Linked DNA regions of Homo sapiens: region 1 is linked to region 2. The links are chromatin contacts, found by Hi-C or POLR2A ChIA-PET in ENCODE. All regions are on one chromosome and are shown on one strand. Each heading gives the region's core, a stretch centred on a gene start or an enhancer-like site at or near the end of the contact. The rest is flanking DNA. Distances are from core to core; before and after follow the strand shown.

What was found. Hi-C counts contacts between places; a loop is a spot of excess contacts on that map. ChIA-PET counts read pairs that join two places held with the same protein, here RNA polymerase II (POLR2A). Pooled maps may share reads with other maps.
Region 1: a loop to region 2 is called in a map of endothelial cell of umbilical vein, with 9 times the contacts of the local background. The contact joins the promoter of PTPRA here to the promoter of TRIB3 in region 2. A Hi-C loop is called at or near these places in 1 of 168 maps with a recorded cell type or tissue (endothelial cell of umbilical vein) and 2 of 50 pooled maps. POLR2A ChIA-PET finds 5 or more read pairs at or near these places in 1 of 52 experiments (BJ).

Annotation. Positions count from the first base shown.
Region 1 is chr20:2,872,225-2,876,000 of GRCh38, forward strand. PTPRA (protein tyrosine phosphatase receptor type A) reads left to right here and starts at 1,257. Exons shown (of 24, transcript NM_001385305.1): 1 at 1,257-1,536. RefSeq lists enhancers at 1-4, 5-634, 635-1,266, 1,267-1,896 and silencers at 381-520, 1,141-1,210, 1,391-1,440, 1,451-1,730.
Region 2 is chr20:378,836-382,690 of GRCh38, forward strand. TRIB3 (tribbles pseudokinase 3) reads left to right here and starts at 1,925. Exons shown (of 4, transcript NM_021158.5): 1 at 1,925-2,334. RefSeq lists silencers at 2,209-2,368, 2,389-2,498, 2,769-3,358 and an enhancer at 3,044-3,855.

The DNA of each region.
Region 1 (3,776 bases), core at 7-2,506, 2.5 Mb after region 2:
ATGGTGGGGGCTGCTGGGAGCCCCTTTTGCGCCGCAGTGTTTCCTGCCATGAAGAGTTGCCGCCGGTCACAACCCTTCCCCGGGGGCGCCCCGAATGTGGGACTCCTTCCGGCCTGGGGTGCGTGAGGGGGACTCAGGGGTTGCCCGGTCTGGAGGAGAGACTCGCCGCCACCTACCCCGGGAACCGCAGACTCTGGGTCTGGGATAAAGCGTCCCCTACCCGCAAGCTCGGTTTGTGCGCTACTGTGCAATCTGTCTTTTGCCTGCAGACGCCCAGCCGCTCGCCCTGCGCGGGTCTCGGAATGTCCAGGGGTCCCTACTGGGGATCACAACCCGGCGAAATGTCGCATTTGCCACCACCTATCTCGACTGCGTAATCGGCTTTCAGCCGCAGACGCTCAGGTCCTGCAGCACCCGCGGGGATCCGTGTAGGAACCTGCTGCCGCTGGATGGACTGAGCGATTGCTTCGCGGGTGTCACGCACCAGACGCCGTGCCGGGAGCGCCGGGAAGGGGGTACGCGCCCCAACCCCGGCCGGGGGAGGGCGCACTCTGGCTCCTCTCTGCGTTTTGAGCCTCCCCTCCCCCGCCAGGCGTATCGCAAAAGGCACCTCCATCGCAGAGCACCATGTGTTGTGCTTCTACTCAGCTCGGTGGCGAGCGGGGCCCCAGCATGCGCATCTGGAAAGCGGGGGAGATTACCCTGGAGCTCGGGTGGGGACGGCGTGGGCTGACTTGATATAAGACGACACCCACGGAGCCAGATCCGTTCTAGGGACTTGGCAGGTTCCTCTCCCTCCCCAGTGAGATCCGTCGTTCTTTGCAGCAATTAGGGGAGGGAAAAAAAAGACCCACAGTATCACGTTTGGAGAGGGTTAGGAAGATGGCTCTCGAGTTGCAGGCCGCCCTGGTGGCTAGACATTGGTGTAGTTTGTGCCTGGCCTCGGTTTCCTGATCTGTAAACTGGGAAGAAGGCCCAAGTCATGAGGCCTGTGACTGTAGAATGGCTGAAGGCACTGGTGCACTCGCAGCCGGTCCTTCCGGGGTCCAGCTTCCCGAAGGACTGGGCAGCCCCGGGGCGAACCCCTCTGGAGCTACCAGGAGAACGTGCGACCGGGTTCGGCGCCCCAGCCGGCAAGTGAGCGCCCAGCGGAGCGCAAGGGCGGGGCCCGCGCGGGCCGGAGACGCCCGTTCGCTGTCGGCCAACCAGCGCCTGTCTCTGAACAGCCAATGAACACGCGTCTTACAGCCAAGGCCGGGTCGGGAGCGAGGCTGCGGCGAGTGCGGCGCTGACAGAGACGCGCGCGCGCGCGATCGCGCTCGGACCCCGGCCGCTGCCGCCATCACTGTCGCCCGCCCAGTCGCCCCTCAGCCGCTTCCCCTCGCCATGGAGGCGAGGCCGCCGCCGCCGCCGCGGGGCTCGGAGCCGCGGGCCGGGCGGCGGCCCTGAGGGCTAGTGGCGGCCCGAAACGCCGCCGCGGAGCCGAGGCGGAGCCGCTGTCCTCGTCCCCAGCGGTCCCGCCCAACGCCCGACTCTGTGAGTGTTCGCGGCCGCTGCGCCCGGGTGGGCTCCGGAAGGGGGAGCGGCTCCCGGGGGCGGTGGGAGGGGTCCCGGGCCACAGCCCAGAGCCCGGAGCCCGAAGCCCTAAGCCATCTTTTCCGGGTAGAAGCCTGCGGGCGCCTGCAGGTTGATTGTGCATCCTTGCGGGTCCGTCGCGGGGAGGGGGTCCCCGGAAACGTGCCGGCCCGAGTGCCGACCCCTCGCGACTGCCCAGGAACTTTGCATGCGTCCTTCTGGGACCAGGCCAGGGCACTGCCAGAGTTGATTCTCAGAGAAGAAACTTAGAACGGCGAGAACAGAATTTGCTCAGGTCCATTTAATGGGAGGAAAGAGGAAAACTCTTGGCATGAGAAAATTTGCTTTTGCAGTGACCAACTTTTCTTTCCCTTCAAGTCCACCTCCCTCGGTCCCCCGGCCCGTCTCCCAGGCCCCTCTCCTTGCCGCCCTCTCCCAACTGTTGAGGCTGTTTAAGAAGGGAAATAAGGGCTGAGAGCTGCCCAGAATTCAGAATAGGCCAATTGAGAACGCAGGTCCCCTCCCTTTTTACTTTCGGTAAATAAAAAATTTTTTTTGAAAAAATTAGTTACTAATTATATCTCCTGAAGATTAAAAAAAAAAAATAGCAGAGCAGAGTCCTGTCTTGAGGGTTTCGTTTTTATTTTTGAGATCACTGATGATATTTGTAAGACAGGAAAAGAAGAATGTGCAAATCCACCCTCTGCAGGGTGAACGCCATCAGAAGCCTTTGCTCAGGAGAGGGATTCCGGCTCTAGAACCAGTCCACATCACCCTGGAGATGGCTTCGTTTGCCACCTGCTAGCTGTGCAGGCAGCCTGAGAAACAGAAGATGGTGGGCGAGAGGAGGACTGACTAGGAAAGGGCGAACATCTTCCTGCCTGGCCACTCCTTTCAGAAACAGATCTGATGCTGTCACTTGTTTACTTAAAAACTCCCTCGCTTTTCTTTTTCCCATGGGATGAATGAAGCCTAAAATGCCTTATCAGGTCATACAAAGCCCTTGACAATCTTGCCTCAATTTACTCCTTTACTTTTAGCCTAATCGGATCCTCCAATTCTCCTTCCCCTCATCCCGCTTGCTGGCTAGTATTCAGAGCTGCTTGACTGCCCCCTCACATGTTGGGATGTTTTTGTTTTATGTGATCCTCTTTCTTCCCCACCTTTACCTGCCAAGCTCCACTTTTTCTTTTAAAGTTCTTCTCATTTGAGAAGCTTCTTGCGGGCAGGAGCTGTGTCTTGCCCACCTTTCTATCTCCCGTGGTGGGAGAATCCTCCAAGTTGTCTTGTAGATTCTTTCCAATCTCTTCTCTCTTATGCCTAGGCTCTGTTTATTTCCCGGTATCCACTTCCCAAGAGATTTTTTCGTGTTTTGAAGGCCTGCTTGGAGTACATGCCCAGGACTTTTAGTATTTCTGATTCCCGGCTTCCCCATGTCCATCCCACCCAGCCCCCATAAGCAGTCAGCAGGTGGGAACTGGTAGGTCCCATATCCCACTGGCCTCCAAAAAACTGTCTCTGAAAGACTAAAAGCCCTTCAGTCTCTTTTCACCTCTGCCTGCTCAAAGTGACCTGGCTGATACCGTGCATTGTAAGGCATGGTGGGATCCCGGGGCCTGTTCTCTGTTTAGCCACTTAACATCTGGGTGAAATACAGAACCAGAAAAACCACCCCTCTGACTTCAGTACATTCATGTGTCTTCCCTTTGCCAGGTGAATTGCTTGGGATACAAAAGTGAGGAAGTCAGTCCTTAACCTTTGAGGAACTCAGAGTCTAATGTAGGACAGGTGGATATAAATACATCACAGGTGCTATAAGATTGTGATAATAATAATAGCTATTTTTTATTTGCCTTGTGACAAGCTATGTAATGTTTTCCATGAATTCCCTCAGTCTTTTCAACAGTCATAAAAGGGCTTATTCCTACTCTACAGGGTTGGAAACTGAGGCCAAACAGTGGGCAAATGAGGGAATAGTCAAGATTTGAATTTTGGCCGTGTATTTGCAGAGCCTCTGCCAGGCTGTGTAGGGAGCATCCCCTGCCTGGGTGATTTGGGAAAGCTTTCCTGGGACGGGGGGGCCTTCGGATCATGAAGGATGCATAGGAGTTTGCGCGTGGTGGACTGCACACATAGGCAAGAGGGAGCAGCACAAGCAAACTTGGTGGTGGAAGGAATCCACTGTCCTTGGGGAGGAGGGA
Region 2 (3,855 bases), core at 675-3,174:
GCTGGGACTACAGGTGTGTTTTTTGTATTTTTAGTAATTTTTTGTACTTTTAGTAGAAACGGGTTTCACCGTGTTAGCCAGGATGGTCTTGATCTCCCGACCTCGTGATCCACCTGCCTCAGCCTCCCAAAGTGCTGGGATTACAGGCATAAGCCACCACGCCCAGCCTCTAGAGGAGTTATTTTACTTACTTACTTATTTATTTATTACACAGGATCTCACTCTGTCACCCAACCTGGAGTGCAGTGGCACAATCACGTTTCACTGTAACCTGAACTCCTGGGCTCAAGTGATCCTCCTACCTCAGCTTCCTAAGTAGCTGGGACCACAAGCTCGTACCACCATGCCCGCTATCTTTTTCTCTTTGTAAAGACAGGGTCTTACTATGTCATCCAGGCTGTTCTCAAACTCCTGGCCTCAAGCAATCCTCCCGTCTTGGCCTCCCAAAGTGCTAGGATTACAGACATGAGCCAGCTCACCCAGCTGAGGAGTTATTTTTTGACACTGGTGAATTCAGATCAAAAGGGATTTCTAAGAAAGGTGCTGGACCCAGGCCGGGCGCGGTGGCTCATGCCTGTAATCTCAGCACTTTGGGAGGCCGAGGCAGGTGGATTATCTGAGGTCAGGAGTTCGAGACCAGCCTGACCAACATGGAGAAACCCTGTCTCTACTAAAAATACAAAATTAGCCAGGCATAGTAGCGCATGCCTGTAATCCCAGCTACTTGGGAGGCTGAGGCAGGAGAATCGCTTGAACCCGGGAGGTGGAGGTTGCAGTGAGCCGAGATCGTGCCATCGCACTCAATCCTGGGCAACGAGTGAAACTCTGCCTCAAAAAAAGAAAAAAAAAGAAAGGTGCTGGACGCCTAGGACGCAGAGGGGTGTTTCACCCCAAATCAAGTAGCACCAAGCCCTCCCAGGCCTTGGGTGCAAGCATATTAAAGGCCTCTTTCCCTCTCTGTCTCCATTGTTTACACTCCACTGAGCATCCGCAATGTGCCACACACTGTTCTAAGCGTCTTACACATATTAAATTATTTAATCCTCACAACAACTTTATGAAGTGAGCGCAATTATGAGCCCATTTTATGGAGCAGGAAGTTGAGGCAGGGTTTTAGGTAGCTTTTCTGGGGTAGCACTGTGGGTTGGAGCGGAGGTGGAGTGCACTCTTAGGCCAGCTGGCTCTAGGGGCTCTTCACCACTAGGCCGCACTGCCTCTAGCAAAGGGACGCGGGGAAGCTCAGCAGACCTTAGGCCTCCCAAGGGCGCCACGGTGGTTCCTTTGAGCCCAGAGTCAGCTCTTAAGTCCATAGGCCTTCCTGAAGCTTCTGAACCACTTGCCCATAGCTGGGCCTCAGGCTGGCTCTCAGTAGAATGTGGAGAATGGAGATTCCCGCATGTCCACTTCTCCTAAAGGTTTTATAAGGCAGTGCTGGGAATGTGCTTTATAAAAAAGGGGAAGCACCCCGACAACAGTCACTGTTTGCTCTTTTAAGCACCATCCTGAGAAGGAGGAATGTTCTTCCCATTTCATAGGTGGGGAAACCGAGGCTCAGAAGAGCAAATTTTTGGCCGGGCGCGGTGGCTCACGCCTGTAATCCCAGCACTTTGGGAGGCCGAGGCGGGTGGATCACGAGGTCAGGAGATCGAGACCATCCTGGCTAACAAGGTGAAACCCCGTCTCTACTAAAAATACAAAAAATTAGCCGGGCGTGGTGCGGGCGCCTGTAGTCCCAGCTACTCGGGAGGCTGAGGCAGGAGAATGGCGTGAACCCGGGAGGCGGAGCTTGCAGTGAGCCGAGATCGCGCCACCGCCCTCCAGCCTGGGCGACAGAGCAAGACTCTGTCTCAAAAAAAAAAAAAAAAAGAGCAAATTTTTTTTCCAAGGTGATAGGGAGAGTCCGTGGCTGATGTCTGCACTGACCAGACGCCCCTAGGGGGCCAGCGAGGGCGGGTCCCAGGTGCAGCGGATGCAGAGGAGAGAGGCCCGGGCGCGGCGCGGGGGATGGTGCGATCCCGGGCCCGAGGGCATCAGACGGCGGCTGATTAGCTCCGGTTTGCATCACCCGGACCGGGGGATTAGCTCCGGTTTGCATCACCCGGACCGGGGGATTAGCTCCGGTTTGCATCACCCGGACCGGGGGCCGGGCGCGCACGAGACTCGCAGCGGAAGTGGAGGCGGCTCCGCGCGCGTCCGCTGCTAGGACCCGGGCAGGGCTGGAGCTGGGCTGGGATCCCGAGCTCGGCAGCAGCGCAGCGGGCCGGCCCACCTGCTGGTGCCCTGGAGGCTCTGAGCCCCGGCGGCGCCCGGGCCCACGCGGAACGACGGGGCGAGGTACTCGGCGGGGTGCGGCCTGCGGACTCGCCCGGAGGCCGGGGGGCGGGAGGGGGCGGCCGGGGAAGGGGGCGCCGGAAGCCTCTGGGCGTCTGCGTGTTGCCGCGTGTTACACGCACGCACGCCCCTTACACACCTTTTCACAGACCCCGCCGTCGGGGCGCGGCCAGGTCAGATCCCTTTTGATCCGGGCCTGGGCTGAGTGCTCCCCCCGGGCTTCAGGTGACGCGGCCCCGCGGAGCGTGGGGTCGCCCGAGTTGGGCTGGGGAAGCCAGGGACGGAGGTGTCCGGCCGTCACCCCTAGAGGAGGGCGTGCGGGGGTCTGTTTTGCGTGAGTGCGGGATAGGGGAGTCGTGTGGTGCGGTGAGGGGCTTGTGGGGGGCACTGGAGGACTCTGGGGGTGGCGGGGGATCCGAGGGGGTCCTCGTGAACCCGCAGGGGAGAGTCCTGGGTGAGGGTGGGTCCCGAGCACCTGTGTCTCAGGAGATGGTGAGAGCTGTCTGGAGGGCTGGGCACTTGGTGGCAGGGGTTGGCGGTGCAGGGGACACCGCCGGGACAGGGCTGGGGTGCCCTGGAGCGGGGGAGCCGAGGGAGTGGGAGCGGGGGCGCAGCGCGCGATCTCTGGCCCGGCAGGGCCGCTGGTTCTCCCCAGTGCGCGGCTCCGGGTTTGCAGGTGGACGGTGCGCGCGTGTCTGCGGTGTGTGCTGTGCCTGCAGACCGGGGAGGGCGGGGGACGACAGCCACCTCCTTCCCTCTGCCTCACCCCCCTCCTGTCCCAGGGCCGCGCTTCAATTTCCGCTGAAACTTCTGACTCGGACACCCGCCGCCTTTCGCTTGGGCTCCCACGGGAGGGGCCTGGCTGCGGGGGGCGGGGCGGGGTGGGGGTGCGGCCTTGCTCGGGTAGACCATGGGTGTGACAGCTGGGAGGGCTGTGTGTGTGTGTGTGTGTGTGTGTGTGCGTGCGCGCGCGCGCTTGCGCTTGATGTAACCCGCCCTCATTTCCCTGGGTCCCGAGTGTGGCAGGGAACAGCAAGAGGTAGATATTAGGGGCTGCTTTCATTCCACATCACAGATTCTATTCTGCAGTGTGGTCTGCAAAATGCCTTGCCCAAGATGTATAGACTCAGTTACCGCATCTGTCCCCATCTGGGTGGAGCTTATCCCAGGCCCCAACAGGCTCTGAGGGATGGCCGGGGCCAAGGCAGCCTGGACTACTGATGTGGCACAGGCCAGAGGGACTCCAGGCAGTCTCCTGCTGCACAGGGCACAAAGCATGTGCACAGCCAGGTATCATCCTGCGTGACTCAGAACAGCCTTGAGATGTAAGGAGTGTCATCCCAGCCTCGAACCTGGGGAGCTTTCTAAGACTCCCAAGGATGGTACTTATGCATCTTGCTGTGAAGAATAACAGGATGAGTGCTAATAATGACCATTTCCTGACACCTACCTGGCAACAGGTCCATAAGCTCTACATGCTTCATTTGTGTTTTCATTTCATCATCACGAAAAACCTGTAAGCTT